Regions from separate parts of the Homo sapiens genome. Here region 1 is linked to region 2. Evidence: chromatin loops called from intact Hi-C (ENCODE). Cell type or tissue: mammary epithelial cell. All regions are shown on one strand. Each heading gives the region's core, and the rest is flanking DNA. Links, peaks and the distances in the headings are about the cores only.

The links. A loop is a pair of places that touch in the nucleus more often than their neighbours do. Peaks named below come from ENCODE experiments on the same cell type or tissue, not always from the same donor. Only the 100,000 strongest peaks of a DNase experiment are listed, where the experiment ranks them.
Region 1: it touches region 2 in a loop (11-fold over the local background); 8 of 110 quality-filtered maps call a loop at or near these places.

What each region holds. Positions count from the first base shown.
Region 1 is chr4:77,305,388-77,313,474 of GRCh38, reverse strand. It overlaps the pseudogene LOC100421141. Among named protein-coding and RNA genes, the nearest start is that of CCNG2, 150 kb to the right of the region's middle. In mammary epithelial cell, for the core only: a CTCF peak has its summit at 4,417 (motif pointing right); no DNase peak of the experiment used is centred there.
Region 2 is chr4:77,047,313-77,055,399 of GRCh38, reverse strand. It overlaps CCNI (cyclin I), which reads left to right. Exons shown (of 7, transcript NM_006835.3): 6 at 20-250; 7 at 6,738-8,087. The coding sequence ends at 7,181. Among named protein-coding and RNA genes, the nearest start is that of CCNI, 25 kb to the left of the region's middle. In mammary epithelial cell, for the core only: a CTCF peak has its summit at 2,929 (motif pointing left); no DNase peak of the experiment used is centred there; H3K27ac peaks cover 730 bases.

The sequences.
Region 1 (8,087 bases), core at 1,794-6,793, 260 kb before region 2:
AGAAGTTAATATAAGTTGAATTCAGGTTTGACTTGTGTCATCATACTTCTTTGACCCATTGTAGCTCACATTCAAAACTGAAAAGCATATGATCACTAGGGATTCAGACCCATTAATATTAACATTTGTTTCATACCAGTAGGTAAGCACTAACCACCTGAGATGGCGGCTCAGGGCAAATGGAATTTAGAGTGGCTAGTGCAGGAGGAAGAGGATTAGTATCAGTTGTTGGGGTAGCAGGAGCTGTATCTCATCCCACTAGCATCCTCCAAGTTTCCTCCTGTAAACCAGGAGTCACTGCTCTGTGAACCTCCATAGAGAAGATCTGAAGCACAGGAGTCAACTGTGCTGGTCATTAGAACACACTTCCCTTGGCTCTTTCCAACTGACGCTTGTGTTGGGATGCTAAGGCAGGCCCATTTAAGGCACTTGGAACTCTAGATGGCAAGTACCAGAGCCCAAATCACCCATCAAACCTTGCCAAAACACTATGGCACCTCAGTCTAAGCCACTTCCTACATAACACTTCTTTCCTTCACAAGGTCAATCCTGCTTTGTGGTCTAATCTTCTTCCAAATTCCTCTAACTCCCTCCTCTATTTCCCTCACAAGACTTTCTTCCCACTCCCATTACTCTTGTACACCTAATTCCATCTTGGCATCTGTATGTAAGAGGGCACAAGTCAGCAGCAGAAAAGTTTAGTTTCAACTAAAACTGAAGTACTAGAATTCAGATGTGAAGACAAGCATGCATATCCCCTGAAGACACTTCTAAGGCTACTTCATGAGGAGGAGGTTGACTATCTTATGTCAGATGATTTGGTCCATTTCTCTATTATCTTAACACTATGGATATTAACTTTATTCCATTTGATATTGTTATCTAGTATATATGGATCTTCTCTTCCAAAGTTTGTCCTCATCTTTCCAATCCTAATTTTACAGTTTGCCAGGTTACCTCCTGCCATTTGCTCTGGGCCAATTACTTTGCATTCTTCTGCTCTGGTCTTTTCATTTTCTGCTCTAAACAATATCTTTCTACTTTTGGCTTTCCTGAGCATAGCTATCTACCTACTTTTGGCTCTAATCAATGCCTCAACAGGTAGCTTATCACCAACCATCCAAAACTTAAGTGGCCAGAGGAGTGAACACAGACTGACCAGCAGGACCAGAATTCACATTTGTTTTGATTGGAGGTTCACTGGGTCTGAACTGACTAGGACTCAGGTAACTCTGCCACCAACTCTTGCTTTGCCTTCCCCTGCATGTTCCTGCAAACAGAGTCAAGTTAGAATGGTATTTAGTTGGGAATTCAGCAAGGAAAATGTGATTCTCACATTTCCATTAGGGAGTAGCTTAGTAAAATGAAACCAAGTGTTTCTTCAATGGTAGATGTCAATTTCAGGAACTCTGTTAAAAGTAGTTTATCATCCTGAAACTCACGAACAGGTCAAAGCTTGCCCAAAACCTAGTTCTAAAATAGCAATTCTTCCCTTGCTAACCATTTTGTGTCTGATTAATGAGGTAGATTAATAAAATGTATTGTGACATTTCACAGAACTAGTGCTAACATTTGAGTACCAATGGCCAGAAAACAAGTTTGGAGCTCTAGAAACATGCTTACCCTGAACAAAGGCATGTGTGAAACATAGTAGAGGTGTGAAGAAGATTCCTGAAATCTCACAGGTGAAATTTCAGTCATTTGATTGGCAATGACCAAGAGGACAAGGCTTCGGAAGAGGACTAAGATGAGAAGGATTAAGATGGTAACTTCCACTCAGAAGGCTATGTTGGCTTCATGGGCAAGAAGTGCTGCAAGAGCCATTTCACCCACAGCTGTGAATTTGTGTTCCAGTCTACCTCTGTTGAAACCTTTCTGTGGCAAGCCTCTGACATCAGGCAATGTGGGGTCCATGGCAGGCTTCTCTGTAAAGGGTTAGGCTCACCAGTAGATCTATGCACGTCAGACCTGGGTGCACAACACTTAAACAAGAGCATTTCTTTTACCAGTCTGCACTTTTCCATCCCCAGACTTGGAGGGTAACATTGTTCCCTAAATATACTTACAGGAATAACAAAGTGAGACTATGGTAATGGGTAAGAAAAACAACCTAGTTTGAACACACTGCAGATGGTCAATATGCCACCCCAGAACATGCCACTTTAGCATAAGAATTATTTTCCACTGAAGGCAATTAAGCAGATATAGGCAAAACTCTCTGACCCCCATTTGGAGACAAGCAGAGTACACTTGCCAAAGTGTCTTTCCCCTCCCTCTACTGCAACTGACTGCAGTAGACTCTGAACATGACTAATTTAGCACGCTGTGTTATTTCAGGAATGCCCTTCACACACATTTTTCCTGGGTAAGCACATTTCTGGGGCCTCAGGAAAACCCGTGTTTTCCCAGCACAGGACAAGGATGCCCTTTCTCACCACTCCTATTCAACATAGCATTGAGAGTCCTGGGCAGAGCATTCAGGCAAGAGAAAGAAAGACCATCCAAATAAAAAGAAGTCGTCAAACTATCCCTGTTTGCAGATGACATGACCCTATACCTAGAAAACCTCAGTCTCAGCCTAAAAGCTCCTTCAACTGATAAACTTCAGTGAAGTCTCAAGACTCAAAAAAAAAAAAAAAAAAAAAAGAGTGTCATTAGCATTCCTGTACACCAACAGTCAAACCAAGAGCCAGTCAGGAATGCAATCCCATTTACAATTGCAAGAATAAAATATCTAGGAACACAAAAAGGAGAACTACAAAACACTATTCAAAACAAATCGGAGATAAATGGAAAAACATTCCATGCTCGTAGAGAGGCAGAATCAATATCATTGAAATGGCCATGCTTCCCAAAGCAATTTATAGATTCAGTGCTATTCCCATTAAACAACCATTGACATTTTTCACAGAACTAGAAGAAAATCTATTTTAAAATTCATATGGAATCAAGAAGAGCCCGAATAGCAAAGACAATCCTAAGCAAAAAGGAAGGTGAAGGCATCATGTTACCTCACTTCAAACCATGCTACAGGGCTAGAGTAACCAACACAGTATGGTACTGGTACAAAAACAGACCAGCAGAACAGAATAGAGCCCAAAAATAAGGCTAGACACCTACAACTGTCTGATCCGACAAAGCTGACCAAAACAAGCAATGGGGAAAGGACTCTGTAATTCAAATGTTGCTGGGGTAACTGGCAAGCCATATGCAGAAGCTTGAAACTGGACCCCCTTACACCATATACAAAAAACAAGATGGATTAAAAGACTTAAATGTAAAACCCAAAACTATAAAACCAGGAGGACAACCTAGACAACACCATCCTGGACATAGGTACAGCAAAGATTATGACAAAGACTCCAAAGGCAATTGCACCTAAAGCAAAAATTGACAAGTGAGATCTAATTAAACTAAAGAACTTCTGTACAGCTAGAAGAACTATTGGAGTAGACAACCTACAGAATGGGAGACAATATTTGCTCACTATGCATTTGACAAAGGTCTAATATCCAGCATTTATACAGAATTTAAAATTGACAAGGAAAGAAACCACCCCATCAGAAAGTGGGCAAAGGATATGGACACTTTCCAGAAAACATATGTGGCCAAGAAGCATACGAAAAAAAAGTTCAGTATCACTGATCATTAAAGAAATGCAAATAAAAACTTCAAAACAATGAGGTGCCATTGGCTATTAAGTTAAAAATTAACAGGTTCTGGCAAGGTTACAGAGAAAAAGGAACATTTACACACTGTTGGAGTGTAGATTAGTTCAACTGCAGAAAACTGGTGATTCATCAGAGCTACCATTCAACCCAGTAATCCCATTACTGGGTATATACCCAAGTGATTATAAATCATAAAGATACATGTACATATTTATTGCAGCACTATTCACGATAGTGAAGACATGGAATCAACCTAAATGCCCAATGGCAGACTTAAGAAAATGTGGTACATATATGCCATGGAATACTATGCAGCCATAAAAAGAATGAGATCATGTCCTTTGCAGAAACATGGATGGAGCTGGGGGCCATTTTCCTGAGCAAATTAACACAGTGACAGAGAACCAAATACTGCATATTCTCACTTATAAGTGGGAGCTATACATGGATTCAGATGGAAACACACTGGGGACCTATTGGAATGTGGAGAGTGGGAAGAGGGAGAAAATCAGGAAAACTAATGGGTACTGGGCTCAGTACCCGGGTGACTAAATCTGTACAACAAGCCACTGTTACATGAATTAACCTATATAACAAACCTGCACATTACCCCCTGAACTTTAGAGTTAAAAAGCATTAGGTAAAAATAAAAACACGTGGGTTTTCTGGTCACTGGTCCTCAAACTCAGTCATTGGCACCAGGAAGGACAAAGGCTAACCAAAGTTTGCTTTAGACCTTTATCAGCCTGTAGATGGCACCATAGCCATCTACATAACATAGCCTTTATATTTACCCTCCTTCATTTGCCACCCATAGTGACTCAAGGTCTTCTTTTGTCTTGTCACTTTTCTAAAATCATATTGCTCTTTGTTCAGGGTGCCATATATAAGCCAGCATTCTAAGCCACTTCTTTGAGCTCCCTCATTTTGTGGGACCTCACCATGTATGAGGTATTGCTGCAACCTAGAGTTTCTCTTGTTTAAAAAAGCTTATTCCTTCTTTAAATCCTGGATGGAAGTGCACAGGCAATGGCTACAGCTTTTTTTTTTTTTTTTTTTTTTTGAGACAGCGTCTCACTCTGTCGCGCCCAGGCTGGAGTGCAGTGGCGCAATCTCGGCTCACTGCAAGCTCCGCCTCCGGGGTTCACCCCATTCTCCTGCCTCAGCCTCCCAAGTATCTGGGACTACAGGCGCCCGCCACCGCGCCCAGCTAATTTTTCGTATTTTTAGAGACGGGGTTTCACCATCGTCTCCATCTCCTGACCTCGTGATCCGCCTGCCTCGGCATCCCAAAGTGCTGGGATTATAGGCGTGAGCCACCACGCCCGGCCTACAGCTTTTCTTAACTGGTGTCATACGTGACATCTTAAAGCAATACCTTGTCTATAAAAATGGCATCTATGCTGGTAAACTTTGTTATAAGCAGTTAGTCATGTGCCACACGACGTCTTGGCCAACAATGGACCACAAACACAGAATGGTGTTATCTTAAGATTGTAATACCTTTTTTGAGACAGTCTTGCTCTGTCACCCAGGCTGGAGTGCAGTGGCACGATCTCAGCTCACTGCAACCTCCACCTCCCAGGTTTAAGCAATTCTCATCCCTCAGCCTCCCAAATAGCTGGGAATGCAGGTGCACACCACTACGCCTAGCTGATTTTTTAAGTAGAGATGGGGTTTTGCCATGTTGGTCAGGCTCATTTCAAAAAGTAATCCACCCACCTCAGCCTCCCAAAGTGCTAGGATTACAAGCATGAGCCACTGCGCCTGGCCTGTAATACCTTATTTTTATTGTATATTTTCTATGTTTAGATACACAGATCACAATAGCTTACAGTATACAGTACAGTAACATGCTGTACAGGTTTGTATCCTGGGAGCAATAGACTTTGGCATGTAACTTAGGTATGTAGTAAGCTGTACCATCTCGATTTGTGTAACTATATTCTATGGCATGCACATAATGATAAAATTGTTTGATATCTCAGAACATATCCATATCTTTAATACACAACTGTATAAGCATATGGATGTGATAATGTAGGTGTTATGTTGGTCAAGGCATACCGTTTCCAACTCCCTTTGGGAGATATTCTACCTCCTCCCACTGCATTTTCAAGTTTAGTCTGGAAAGCATTAGTGTTACTTAGTTCTACCTAATGCCCCCTGTTTATTAGCTAAAGGTCAGTATTAGTCTTGCAAGCGATAAACCAATTTACTCTAATACACACATTCTTGGTGTTTCTTTGGGCTGTAACTGTTAGGATTCTTTGGATAACAGATGACCAACACCCAACTGCACTGGCTTAAAAAGGAAATTAATTGACTCAAGAATATAAATATAGTGCTGGCTCCAGCTGAGACTACTTCAATAGGCTCATTTTCACCAAGAACCAGATTTCCTTACATCTTCTGTATCCTTCATATCATATTCATGCTCGGAGTCTACAGAGCCCCACTACAACCCTCTGGATGGCAAGTTCCAGACTCTCCCATCATGATGGACTTGCTCTACACTTCAGGTATTTATTTCAAAGCTCTTCTTGAAACATTATCAATCAATTCCAGCAGTATCACCTTGGGTTTTAGTGGCATGCCCATCTTGATAGTATGCCCATCCCTTCACAATCTATGGTAGTCATGGGAATGTAGGCAGGGAAATGGGATGCCCTAATATGCTCAAGTCATCCAGACCTATGGCTGAGAATGACCAAGGATATAAACAGTATATGAAATAATCTCCAAAACAAAGTCAGCAGTCATTTGGCTGACAATAGGGAAACAAATGTTGAGACAGCATCGGAAAAGTGTCTGCTGTAGGACATAAACCTAGTGTAGGATCAGTGTGAGTTTATAATGCTTTTTTCACCCTTCTGTATCAACCTGGATTCAGATTTACCAGTCTACCCAGAACTCTTCTGTAACTTCACTGCCACATGAGGCTTCTATAGAGAACCTCTTTTTGTGGGATGAAGGCTCTCCTGCAGCTCCTGTTTTCTCACAGGCATCTATTGCAACAGAAAGAACAGACAGACTAACAGATACAGAATACCTTGGCCAGCTGCATGTATTCCCAAGCTTGAACCAAAGCCAGGGTCCTTGAATATTCTCAGGCACTGACGAACTTGTTTAGGCTGTTGCATCAAGCATGTTGATTAACACGTAAAGGCTAGCCCCATGCCTAGTCAAATTCTGAAGACTCAAAACACTAACCTGTCCCACTCATTGGGGACATACCCAAGATACCCTTTCACTATCCACAAGGATCCCTGCATTTTGTAAGCAAGCTTCCTGGTAGGTGTTTTAGATTTATCCCCCTGGCATTTAGTGCATTTGGATTCCCAGCTGGCCCCATCTTGGGATGGTGGGCAAGTCCCATGAGTGAACTCCCCAGCTGTTGCTTTTGGGGCAACTCCAGGTAGTGGGTTGGCTGACAGAACATGAAATAAGTTCTTGCAGCTTAGGTGGTACACTGGTAAGCATAGCTGCCTTCCAGTAAGTTCCTACATGTACAATCCTGCCTCAGTATGGGGTTCTCACAGGACCAACAACTCGTTAGTTTTCCCCCAACCCTGACTCAAGACCCCAGAACCCAGAAAGGCCCTTATACTTCGTTTAAAACTCCATGTTTAGGTACCTGCCTCTGATAGAGGCAGTCTTATGTTCAGTTCATTTCTAACCAAGTCTCTGCCTTATACTGAAATACAATCCAAGCAGACCTAGCCTGGAAACCCACACGTGGGTACAAGAAGAATCATCCAGATTATAAGAGTGAGGCTCGAATCAGTTTGTAGAGATCAAAGTGATGAGTATGTCAACAATTGCATTGTTGCATAATTACCAGGAGGTGGCAGAGAATGAGTTTCAATTCTGACCCAAGATCAACTCCAGCCACAGGAGCCACATTGCATCCCACCATCTTTCCTCAGTTTCCCCTCAAGAACAGGAGCCTGTGGGACAGTTACTTCTGTCAACTTGTACAGATAAGTGTACCTGTGCAGCACAGTGGCCACCTGTGGAGCCATTAGAATGCCATACATCCCATGTGTGGTCGTTTCCAACTGATGCCCAGGTGCAGCTGGGATGCTAAGGCCGTCCTATTTAGGACACTCACCACTCCTCTAATGGGCAATCTGGGCTCTAGTATTTGCCATCGGCCTTGCCAAGGCACTTAGTATCACCTCAGTCTAAGCTACTTCCTATCCAGTATTTTCCTTCACAGGGCCTGACCTGCATTATAAGTGGATCTACACCCAGATCTTTCCAGCTTCCTCTCCTGTATCCCTCACAGAACTTTCTCCTCCCACAACTCAAACATTCAATTCCTTTTTGGCATCTGCATGTATGAGGCCACAAGGCAGCAATGAAAAAGCTTTTAATTTCAACTAGGCACACTCAGGTACATTCAGATGTGAA
Region 2 (8,087 bases), core at 1,054-6,053:
ATGTTCTTGTGATTTTCAGTTCCATGCCATTGCAGTGTCAACTAGGCCTCAGTTACTTTTCAGTTTGCCCAAATTGAGCCCATCTCAACATTTGGCAGTCCTTACCAAGCAACTACTTCACTGTATGGCCTGCAACCAACTTCTGCAATTCAGAGGATCCATGCTTGCTCTGGCCATGGTTAGTCTGGAAATGGAGAAACTCATTCCTGATTGGCTTTCTCTTACAATTGAACTGCTTCAGAAAGCACAGGTAGGTGTCAGTCTAATTAAATAGTGTTCTTTTTAAGTTTTTCTATTATTGGAATACATAGAGTTACCAAACTAAAAGACATTTCTCATGTTGTAATGGCAAACCATTCTTAAGAGTAGACAAGAGTAAAGTATATATTTTAAATTTACGGGCTAGGTGATCTCTTTTTTTCATATAAAACTTATATAGTATTTTTAAGATTCCTTTTAACCATTTCTCTTATTTTTAAGAATTCTAAAATGTTCATAAGATTGTCAATACCATATTGTCCTTTAGTTTTTTGTAAAGAAACTTCCTAGCTACATCTGTAGGTTTTAATGTAGTACTTCTTTACTTCACTCATTTTATAACGGATGTCAGGAACAAAAATTAGAATAAGTTGCTTTTTAGACAAGCAAATAATTTATTGTTGGCTAGTAAGTGAAGTATTTATACCAAACTGGCAGGTAGAAGCCACTTTTCTGAAAGAGGTTTTTCCCTGGCAGTTCCATTATTACCTAAGATTAGTTTGTAACTTGTATCTACAGATTATTATAAAATGTATAGGTTGATAAATTATCAACTACCTAAGTAAAATGTAAAGGTTCAGTGGAGAAAATTCTCATTCAAATGGAAAGTTGGTGAGAGTGCTGTATGTTAGCAACTACTTTGAGAGAAGGCTTACTGGTTCTATTCATGTCACCAAATAGAACTTACCGAGTTTAGATCTGCTGCAGACCATTTTCCTGCCACCTGAATCCATAAAAGACTCATGAACCTACTTTCCCTTTATATGGCTATTTATTCTTATTTAACAGTAGTTATTCTGATTTGTTTTATTGGATTTTACTTAGAAGATTGTGAAATTCTAAGCTTAACATTTTGCAATAAACTAATTGTAGCAAAGAACTGCAGTTATTGAGCTAAAAATTTAGATTATTATAAAAGAAAAACATAATAGTTGAATTTGGTGTTTTTCTAAGAAAGTTATAATTGATCTTATAGCAAACATTTTAAGAAGTATGTCTGAAGAAAATGAACCAGGCAAAAAAATAATTTTTTTTTTAAACAAGTATGTCAGTGCTTCCAAGAATTTTAGGCTCTAGTTTGTGAGCAGAGGGGAGCTCAGTCTTTTCATAAAAAGGTTGATGATCAGAGCAGTATGTTAGCTAGAGATCTACCTATGTAGTGTAACATGGGCTGTTTTTTGTTTTGAAGGGATATCTTAATTGTCTTAGATTAAAATAATTAAATGCTGTAATGAGAATAAATCCTAGGAGGTAGTTGCTACTTAGAATTTTTAGAAATTATGATAAACCACCATTTAAATGAATAATATGACACAGAAAATTTACTTTGCTCACCCTGGAGTGTTAGAAAGAAAAGTTGAATATTAATCACTCACATTAGACTGTGAAGTAGAGGAATAGGCTTAATAGAAAACCTCCTACATTACATTATTTTTATTGGAACAAATGACATCTCTCTAAATGCCTTCTGACTTATTCTCTGTGCTTACTCTCAAGATAGTACAGAAAAAGATTGCTTTAAAGTGTTAGTGTCAGAGGACAGATTTTGAAGCATAAATAATAATGTTGTAAATAGCATGTGTATTCTGTAGCTTTGAGATCATGTTTTCCTAGTGAAAAACACTGGAAAATCTGATACTCTTTTGTAAGTTTTCTGGTGCTAGAGGAAGAGAGTATTCACTGAAACTTTTTTTTCTTCTTAGCTGAAGGAGTATTGCAAACCTGGGATTTGACAGAATCTTTGGAGAAGTTATTTCATTCACCTCCTTTATTTTATAGCTCTGGTGTAGGGAACTGGAGACTTTCTTAGAGCCGTGTAGAGCTACTTAGTAGTGATTTAAAAGAACCAATGCTTTTTTTCATACCACACAAACCTTAAAAATTCTAGTTCAGTGGTTTTCATAATTTGTTTTAGAAGTGGAACCCTTTCCCAGTCCCCCTTCCCCAAAGAAAATCTTGTACACACACAATCCCAGAATATAGAATAGAAGAACGGAGCTATACTTGTGTTTAAGGGCAGATCTCCACTCAACATAGCGTTTTCCCTTCCATAGCTAGAAATCTACCTATGTAGTGTAGGTTTAGATTATATTATGTAGGTAGTCTTTGGACGTAGTTTGAAAACTGGAAATACAGTGAATTTTTTTTCTTTTTAAGAGATATGCCCCATGTAGTATATAATTGCAGTGGGGAAGTTAGTGAAGAAAAGGAAGGTCATAAATCTTGGTAGAGACTTTTGGGACTTGTTCTAGCAGTTCTCTAACACCAACCCATGTGGTCCAAACATGGATGGCTCCTAGTTCTTTAGGACTCATTTCTGTTTTTGCTAAGTTTGCTGTGTTCAGGTAGGGAACACCAGGTCTAATATCTTTGTGTTTAGACGTGTGACAAGGCCACAATATCAGATTTCTTCCTAGTTTTCTGGTTTTAATATAGGAAAGTCTTGCATCAGATTGATGAGATCATGCCAAAATTATTTGCGACATGATTCCCAGTGTCTTGGTTTGAGGAGAGTCCATCACAGACATACCGTGCTGTGAGGAGGCCACTCTCACTAGTTCTGCCTGAGCCCCCACTTTGAGACAAAGTATGGTGAGTGTTCCCAGGTTTGAAAGGCAATCTTCCTTTTGTCCCTGTTAACCTCCCACTACACCCCCTTAAGCTCTTGCGCCACCTGTTGGTCACCATTCTGGGATGGCTAAACCTCTTTCTCTCCTTAGCCTTATAAACTCAGGCTGTTAACTCTACCTAGATTAGTGTGGTGGTCTTTGTAGTTCCTAGCTGGGCAGTAGTCAAAGTACATGTTCTAGTTTAAAACTAGAGTAGGTGCAGCCATAAAACAGAACAAAATCATGTCCTTTGCAGCAACATGGATGCAGCTGGAGGCCATTATCCTGAGTGAATTAACGCAGGAACAGAAAACCAAATACCACACGTTCTCACAAGTGGGAGCTAAACGTTGGGTACACGCGGACATAAAGATGGCAACAGTAGAAACTGGGGACTACTAGAAGGGGGAGGGAGGGAGGGGAGCAAGGGTTGAAAAACTGTTGGGTACTGTGCTCACTACCTGGTTGACAGGATCACTTGTACTCCAAACCTCAGCATCATGCAATATATATCTAGTTAATAAACCTGCACATGTACCATCTAAAAGTAAAAAGAAGCAAATTTAAAAAAAAAAAAACAAAAAAACAGACCCCTCCCCACCAGTCTCCTGGTTCTTTTTGAAGGTGGCTGTGGTCAGACTATTCCAGCAGGTTCCTCAGTGCTTCATGCTGTTCATCAAACCTGGATCCATCTGGACCTACCATTTATGTCATTTATTGTTATAAAAAATAATACATATTCTCTTGACACCTTATAATTAGAGTTCATTTAAGTCCTTTTTATCAACTCCATTAGAGTACTTGTCTGGTGTCGAGAGTTTTGGTAGTTCCAGTATATGTGCTTGTTTTGTTTCTTCCACTGGATCTCAAGAAGGAACAAATTATTTTGGTGTCTTATAGAACAAATTCAGATTGTACTAGATTAGAAGGAATTTATTTTGATGTTATTTTGGAGAAAAGACTTACTTGGGACTTGGGTGGAAGTGGAGTTCATATGGATGGTTTTGTTTTGAATAATTTCTAAGGTCTTTTAGCTCTATCATTTCTTGTCAGTCTCCCACCGCTAAAATATAACTCTATTTACTTCGTTTTTTCACACAGAAAGATTATAGTGACATAGTCTTCCTCTTACTTAAATACATGTCTTTTTAGGATTCTGCCATAGTATTGATTCTGCCATGGCATTTATTATGCCCAGTGACCAAGGCATTAGAATATTTGTGGTACCTTTACCTTTTTAGGCCAATAAATATCATTCATTTGCTAAAGAACATTTCATTAAACGAGGTACAGTTGGCTCTCCATATCCATGGGTTTGGCATCTGGATTCAACCAACCGTGAATTGAAAATATTCAGGAAGAAATTTCACAGAGTTCCAAAAAAACCTGGAATTTGTGGCATGCTGAGTACTACATTGAATCTACACAGATGAAGTGATGTGTAGGCATTCTGTTAGGTATTATAAGTAATCTAGGGATGATTTAAAGTATACAGGACAATGCGAGTGGGTTATATGCAAATACTACATTATTTTATATAAGAGACTTGAGCATGTTGGGTTTTGTTATCTTTTGGGGGATCCTAGAACTAATCCCCCATGGATACTGTGGGATGACTGTACTTATTTTTTAGAAATAATTTCTACACTATAGCCCCTTTTTTACTCCCAGTTTCTTTCATTTTTTTTTTTTTAGGCTTCCTAAAATATTGGCAGAAGCTCCATCCTTTCTCTGTGCTTTGTTCCAATGTTTTTAGCATGTTTCAGCTTGTTCTACATCCCTGGGATATATAATAAGACCTAGCCTAAATGTAAGCTTGATAGTTCAGGGACTATCTTAAGTGTTATGTTAACTTTTTTTCTTTTAAGGGAGGGAGAACAAATTCTAATACTAGTTAATAGTGTCTTACCCACAGTGTGTTATCTAATGCCTTTCAAACTAGGGGAAAAAAATCAGTGAACATTATGGTAGATGCTAAAATCTGCCATTTTCTTGTATATTTCTGACAGTTTCAGTTACTTTGCATTTGTATTATACAATGACTAACATCAGCCTTTTACCATTCTTTCCTCTGGTATTTTTCAGTAACAAATAGTGAATGTATTTAGAGATAAAAATAATTTTGTGACCAAATGTGTTCTTGTAGAGTGCGTTATTTTCCCCTATTTTCTCTGTGGTATTGCAAACAGTCATGGTGAGTGCTGCAGGTTATATGAGGATAAGTAAGACTTGGTACAGAAATGTCCAGAATACTCAAAACTGGAAAAAAGTGATCCCTGATAGTTAAATGGTCAAGATAGGCTTCCTGAAGGTGATGGTGTTTAGCCAGTCCTGGAAGGAATGCGCAATACAATTTCAACAGGTAGAAATAAGATGATTAAGGGTAAAATAAGAAAGGGGAAGATTAGTGCATCATATAGAGCAGGACTGTTGAGCAAGAGTGTAGACCACAAGTTGAGGGTATGCTAGGAAATAAGGCTAGAAAAGAAGGTTGAGATCAGATTATGGAGATTCTTATTAATACTAAACTAAGCAGTTTAGCTTATTTCTGGTAGGCATTGGGGTGCCGCTGGAGAGAGCAGGGAAGGAATATATGATGCTAACTAAGGTTATTTTGACAATGCTGTAATTGAAAGTGAGGAAGAGAGACACTTTACTACAGGTAATAATTTAAAGGCCTTCCATGTACAGTCATTGTGCCAGAAACTTAGGGATAAAAAGATGAATATAATACAATGCCACACCTTTGGTCTTGTAGTCTATAATGGAAAGGCTAAATGGTTAAATAGATTATTATACTGAAATGTGGTAAATACGTTGAAAGGTTTTAGTGTCTTTTTTTTTTTTTTTTAAGACAGAGTCTTGCTCTGTCTGTTGGCCTGGCTGGAATGCAGTGGTTTGATCTCACCTCACTGCAACCTCCACCTCCTGGGCTCAAGCTATTCTCATGCCTCAGCCTCCTGAGTAGCTGGGATTACAGGCATCTGCCACCATGTCCTGCTAATGTTTTGTATTTTTAGTAGAGAAGGGGTTTCGCCATGTTGGCCAGGCTGGTCTGAACTTCTGGCTTCAAGCGATCCACCTGCCTTGGCCTCCCAAAGTGCTAGGATTACAGGCATGAGCCACCACGCCTGGCCATAAATATGTTAAAAGGTTGATATAGAAACAGATGACCGTGGCATTTAGAGTTTTGGGGTGTTGAGGGAGTCAGGGGTAACTCCAGAAAGGATTGATATCTGTGAATTGTCCTGAAGGGTAAGAAGGAATCAGCAAAACTCCCAAATTAAAAACTTTACCAAAAACATTTCATCTTAGTGCTAAGTCTACTATTTTCTACAAAATACATATTTCTAAATTTTTCATTTACTATTTTAAAATTCTTAGCTTCCCTCCTCATCCCTGATTAAAAAAAATTTTTTTTTTGCCCTTTGGCTTCTTACATTTTTAATGAATGTGTTTATGAGTACTTTGGACTCCACTGAAAAAAATTAGAAGAGGCCAAGAGAGTAGGATGAAGGGCCTTCCAGACAGGGGGAATAGACTGAAAAAAAAAAAAAAAAAAAAAAAAAACAGACGTTGGATACAAAAAAGTAGTTTCTGTTCTCATGTAAATGTTCAGCATACATTGCAAATACAAAACTCAAGTTCCAAAGATAATTATATTAGAAATACAGATTTGGACCTAATTTCTAAGATGATGTTGATGGATGGGTAGCTGGATAAATAAATGAGTTGGAGGTAGATGTGGGGAGAGAAAAGACTCAGCGGGGACGGAAAGCACAGGGAGGAAAAATGGCCACCAGAGATAACAGAGCAGCCTATGTTAATTAATGATCAACTGTGTGTGGCTTTTTTTTTTTCCTGGCCCAGATGGATAGCTCCCAGTTGATCCATTGTCGGGAGCTTGTGGCACATCACCTTTCTACTCTGCAGTCTTCCCTGCCTCTGAATTCCGTTTATGTCTACCGTCCCCTCAAGCACACCCTGGTGACCTGTGACAAAGGAGTGTTCAGATTACATCCCTCCTCTGTCCCAGGCCCAGACTTCTCCAAGGACAACAGCAAGCCAGAAGTGCCAGTCAGAGGTACAGCAGCCTTTTACCATCATCTCCCAGCTGCCAGTGGGTGCAAGCAGACCTCTACTAAACGCAAAGTAGAGGAAATGGAAGTGGATGACTTCTATGATGGAATCAAACGGCTCTATAATGAAGATAATGTCTCAGAAAATGTGGGTTCTGTGTGTGGCACTGATTTATCAAGACAAGAGGGACATGCTTCCCCTTGTCCACCTTTGCAGCCTGTTTCTGTCATGTAGTTTCAACAAGTGCTACCTTTGAGTGTAAACTAAGGTAGACTACTTTGGGAATGAGAACATGCAAAATCAGGAAAGGCTGTAGAAGGAAATATACCTTAACAGGCTGATTTGGAGTGAGCCAGAAAAAAAAAATAAAACTCTCATTATTTGTGTGGCTAATTATAATTCAGCGTTATTTAAGCACATAAAGACCAAAAAAAAAAAAAAGAAATCCAAAAGATCCAAACTTTTTTTAAACTTAAAAAATCTCTTTGTAGTATGTCAGTTGCACTTTTTTTCTGCCATAATGTAACGTAGCTTGCCCCGTCAAAAATTCAATTAAAATTCATGGCCAGCAATCCTGTTCCCCCTCAGCATCCTGATTTAATTTTCCTGTTGCTTTTGCTTGCTTCTCCATTTAATAGTTACTGAACTTTATGCATGTTGATCTATATTGATTTTCACTGCAGTTGAATGAACAAATTATTTCAGTGTGACAGCCATGACTCAAGTTCCAATTAGTCTGAAAAGGGTACTTTGGAATTGTCCCATATTAATCAGAGATGGCAAAAGAAAAAGTTCTCATATTACCAGGTTGATTTTGTGTCTCATTTCAAATTTTAATTTAAAATTATGGTTTTCATTTTTGTTTACCTTAAAGTGATGCTTAAAAGTGGCATGTAATTAGGACACTTAGGTTTGTTGAAAGCATTTTCGACATTTGTATAAAAGAATTTGTGATAAATATATCCAGGTGCTCACCAAAGAAACATGTATTAACAACTTAAATTAGATTTTTCTAACTGATAGTTTTCACTCATTTATAATCAGTAGGAGAGACTGTCTAGATGTTGGGGCAGCTCTATGATTTAAGTCTGTAACATGTTATAACTGAATTTAGTACCCTAGTTTTGTTAAGCTATTAGG